Regions from separate parts of the Mus musculus genome. Here region 2 is linked to region 1. A link is a loop called in an ENCODE intact Hi-C map of the cell type or tissue named here. Cell type or tissue: left cerebral cortex. All regions are shown on one strand.

Region 1 (2,500 bases):
TTAGGGCTTATGTCCTGTGAGATTTCTAGTTTGGATCAAACCAAACAGAGAGAAAGTTAATTACTGAGTTCTGAGGGTAGAAGAGGCTCCAGGGCAGCTGAGTGTTAATGGCTTTATTTATACACAATGGATGTACAAGGAACAACACATATTGAATGTACTCTGAGTTTGGATGTATTATTGAACATAGAAGACACTTCTCAAGGTTTTCTTGTGCCCTTTGTATTTCGTGTGCTTTGGATCTGCATGTGCTAAGAACCCTTAACAGGGCATCTACCTATTTAACAAAGGGTATGACTGTTGTTATTGTATATATACAGTCCACTTAGAGAACTATGTATACCACATTGTGATTATATAGTGAGCATTTTATTATTATTACTATAATTACATAATTATTATTATATTAATTATTATACAGGTAAATAAACTCAGGGGAAATTAAAAGATTAAAAAAGTGTTAAAAGATATTACACAATTATAATTTTAAAAATCTGCATTAAAGTGGACATACATAAAATAATGAAATGAGCTCTTAATATGACATGTATAAATAATAAACTACATTTCTTCATTGGATTAAAGTAACTTTTACAGTAGTCATTTCAGGAGATAGTTTATAAGATGTTTTTCATAAATGTTACTTTGGATTTTTATTCCATGCCTGCAGTACCTCTACATTCAGCCCAAACCATCTACACGATATAAAATGGCTTCCCATGTGAAGAGAAATGCATTTTGACTTGACTCACCTCAAGTCCAGCTGTGATGCTTCTGCCGTCTAGGACCCTTGCCATATTTGGGCATGATGAACTGCTAAGTCTGGCCTCAGACATGCCCAGCCAAAACTGCTGGACTTGGCCAGCGTAGGGCCTGGGAGTGGGCTTTGGTGCTGAGAATGCAGTGGCTGGTGATGTTGGGCAATCATGGAGTCATAGCAGCAGAGAAATCAGAATCCATATCCAAGCTCAACTCCTTGATTAGCTTCTATTTAAATAAAAATTTACTGAGTTTTTCAGCTGTCTTGGCAACATCAGATTCCAGCCTGGAGAGGAAGTATGTGAGTCAGAGGTGGGAAGAGGCAGCTGGCCTGGTACTGTTCCAATCGTCCTCCTCCTCTGAGGACCATGTCTCCTGGAGCTTTGTGCTGCATTTACAAATAGCCTGCAGGGAGCCTGAGCATTGTGTAGTTATACTCCATCAAAGCTGTCCTGGAGGCCATTTCTGAGTGTGTTTCAATGCATGATAGCCATCAGCATTAGCCCTGTCCTCTTGAGCATCATAAATGAGTGATCCTCAAGAAACCATCCCACGGAATGGAACAAAACAGGGCATTGAGAAACGAAAAGAAGGATGTGTCTCTACATGGATTCTAAGTCTGTGCCCCCTGCAGATAATCTCATAAGACCATTTAGACAAACAGGGAACGTTTGCTCCCATGCACCACTTTTAAAAGAAGCAACAGTTAAACCTAGGTCTGAATGACCATCCTGCTTCACAATCCAAAAGTGCCTTCATGTTCTCCCAGCTTCTTCATCTCCTTCCTTTTATGCTCTTTCCCTGTATTTTAGTGGCATAGAAGTAGTTAGAGGCATGAATCTGAGGTATAGACTCAGTTACTCAGTCTCTCTCCTCTACAGAGAAAAAAAATATGATGAATAATATATATTATATATTAGATATAATTTACATAATGTTGTATTGTTTATTATATATTATTTTATTTTGTTATATATTATATTATAATTATTATAATTATCCTTTAATTATAATTATCATGTATGATTATATGTGTATATATGCATGTATATGAAATGTTTATAATATAATATACAATAATACATATTATTATTTGTTATATAATATGATATAACATATTGTAATGGTAATGTATAATAACATATATATGATATATTAGTTCTTCCTTTATAATCAAAAAGTGTTTGTTTTAGAGGGTAGAATGAGCAGGGCTTAAACTTTTTTTTCTTTTCTTTTCTTGTTGCTGATTCCTGGAAAACAGGATGGAAAATATAATCATTTTGGTGGTGTGTCTGAGAAAGACCTTGAAAGAAAGCTCTCCAGATGGCAGTTCTCCATCATAAGATACAAAATGAGATGCCAAGGATGACCAATGGGTAGGTTGAAGAAGGCTCTGTCTCTGTAATAACAAAGATATCTTAGAGAAAGCAATCCAGAGTCTTACTCAGCCAGGCTCTACCTTAAGACTTGGAGTTGCCTGTTGGAAATCTTTACGTGTTGTAGTAGAGCTGAGAAGTGTGACTGGGGAAACCATGGTGTTGGGTAAACATGAACACACTACAGGCTGCTTTGTTGGGGCAGAATGCAAACTCAGTTTTGTCCTGTGTGAGCGATCTCTGAACTTCTCAGCCCCTTCTACTGTGTGAGAATACAGAGTCTTCAGGAGGCTTAATTAAGTACAAGGGCTGAACGCACATTGCTTAGACTGGATTTCTTGTGTTTACTTGTTTTGACTGCATAC
Region 2 (2,500 bases), 740 kb before region 1:
CTCCCATCATTGATTCATGATATGTGAGAAGTCTTAGAATTCCTTTCCCAATTAGGACATAGTATGCCCTTCAAACCGGCTCCACGCGATCTGTGAGCTTCTTGCATAGACCGCTCAGCCTGGTAGGTAGAATCGTGCTTCTATAGGAAGTCACCGAGAACCACGTTGTTCCCACTGCTAAGACTTCGTTCCGTGGATCCGTGTTGCTGTCTTTAGCTGTGTTTCTGCCAAGGATTTTTCTTGGCTTGTTCTCGCCTGCAGAGGAACAGCCTGTCCTCAGCTGCTCTGTTCTCCAGGGAGCTCATCAACGCACCCACCTTCCTCCCTGTGTCTCTTAGGGAACCCTGACACTGATCCCTGAAGCCTCCCCCTCCTATCTACTGATGACACCTCTTCAAGTTCCTTTAGGACTGGCCTGGAAGACTTGCTCAGGGCAGGGCCTGAGCCACAGTCTAGATGTCTTTTCCTCCGAGGAATTCCTCTTAACAGGGTGTCCATACACAGTTGTCTATTTATCTGAGTGTCAGCCAGAACGGGGCTGGGAGCATCACTGTGTGCTCCCATCCAGTGACGCTCCTCTTTGGTTCATCCCATGTAAGGTCCATGGCCAACTTCACACTCTTTGCGGAATGAAACATCCATTGGTAACTGAAATAAGCCCCAGCCTCCTTGCTTCTGAGACTCAGATCTCCCCATAGTGTGTGCGTGGCAAGTAGAGTTCTCAGTGCATAGAGTTTTTAGACTCTACGTAGCTCATGACCCTTTTGTAGGATATCAGATTGATGAAGGGTTTGCTCAGCATTGACCATATAGGACCAATACAAGCAAGAATGGTAGGTATTGCCCTGGTCAGCTTTTGCTAGTTGTAGGCTTTGTTCACACCTGTGCTAGTCAGGGACCACTAGAGAACAAAACTTGTAGGGCACATGTACACATATATGCATGTACTTGTGCACATGTTAACTGCAAAGAATTGACGTATTCGATGTTAGGGGCTGGCAAGGCAGGGCTAAAATTCACTGGACAGGGTGACAGGAAGAACAGCAGACACAGGTTGAGATTTCCACCCCTAACTAGACTTTCTTATTCTCCAGGGCTCTCATGACATTTCAAAGCAGTCATTGAATGCGCCTGTGCGTAGCTGGGCTTGAGGTTTAACAATGAGGTGTGAACTGTGATGTGAAGGATGAGACAAGGCTCGCTACCTCCTCGAGCTCTGTTTGGGGGCAGATGCCTTCAGCCTTGCCCTTTCACTCTGTGTCTCATTCCAGGCCGTGTAGGGAGGAAGCGAGCAGGCTGATGGTGCTTATTCTGTTAGAATAGAAGTCGAGGCCCTCCAAGGGTGTGAGTCAGTCCTGCAGAGCGACACTTCACACGTGCAGCTCAGAGAGAGAGTCTCAGAGTGATACCCGTGATTAGCAGGAGGAAGAACCACTTCCTGTGGGCTTAGGGTGAATCCTACATTCCAGAAAGCAAAGTCCCACAGGAAGAAGAGGCAGGTAGTTCCTAGGAATGGAAGAGTCCACGATCTGCACATTATTCTCATTCCAATGCACCAGAACATTAAAAAACCAACGGGAGATGTTCTGGGTATCTCACGCCTGTAGTTTCAGCACTTAAAAGGTAGAGAGGCGAGAAGATCAGAGTTCAGGGTAAACTTTAAACTACATAAAGTTTAAAGACTGCCCGGGATGCATGGCACCCTGTCTCAAAAAGTCCCCAAATAACCAACACACACACACACACACACACACACACACACACACGCACGCACACACACGGACACACACACACAGACACACACACACATGGAAACACACACACACACTCACACAGACACACGGACACATTCACACAGACACATAGATACACAAACACACTCAGACACACACAGAGACACACAGACACATACACACAGATACACATAGACACACATAGACACACAGAGATACAGGCACAGGCACAGTCAGACAGATAGACAGACAGACAGACATACACACACACACACACACACACACACACACACACACACACACACACACCACAACCACACCACACACCAAATCCAGTAAAACCAAGTCCACAAAACAAAAACCCAGTATGTGTAGGAGAGACAGCAGATTCCCTCCTGCAGTTTCTCATCTTGCCCTTTGCAGCCCAGCTGTTTTACAAAGGAACAGCTTACTCATAATTCCCAAGCCGAAGATACTTCTAGTTGGAACATCTGACATCATGGCTAAACAAAGAAGTCATAAATTGTGAATGTATATAAAAAGAAAGTCTCCTAAGTGGGGCTTCTCTAAATTGTATGTGTCTTCCTGAGGGAGCAATCCATTCATCCATAAACATCAGCTGGCCAGGCAACACTGGAGGTGCCGGGGATAGAGCCCTGACAGAGACTAACATAAAGACAGTGTTCAGGTTGTACTGAGGTCTGAATACTTGTGAACTCGCCAAATTCACATGTTAAAACTAATTCCTTAAGTGACAGAATTAGGCA

What was found. Peaks named below come from ENCODE experiments on the same cell type or tissue, not always from the same donor. Only the 100,000 strongest peaks of a DNase experiment are listed, where the experiment ranks them.
Region 2: a loop joins it to region 1, with 4 times the contacts of the local background. A loop is called at or near these places in 2 of 42 quality-filtered maps.

What each region holds. Positions count from the first base shown.
Region 1 is chr7:72,587,929-72,590,428 of GRCm38, reverse strand. No RefSeq gene overlaps it. Among named protein-coding and RNA genes, the nearest start is that of Gm36865, 240 kb to the left of the region's middle. In left cerebral cortex, no CTCF peak of the experiment used is centred here; a DNase peak (open chromatin) is centred at 1,091; H3K27ac peaks cover 320 bases.
Region 2 is chr7:73,328,711-73,331,210 of GRCm38, reverse strand. The region is part of intron 1 of A730056A06Rik (RIKEN cDNA A730056A06 gene); the gene reads left to right. Among named protein-coding and RNA genes, the nearest start is that of 4930429H19Rik, 20 kb to the right of the region's middle. In left cerebral cortex, no CTCF peak of the experiment used is centred here; DNase peaks (open chromatin) are centred at 234, 1,354 and 2,217.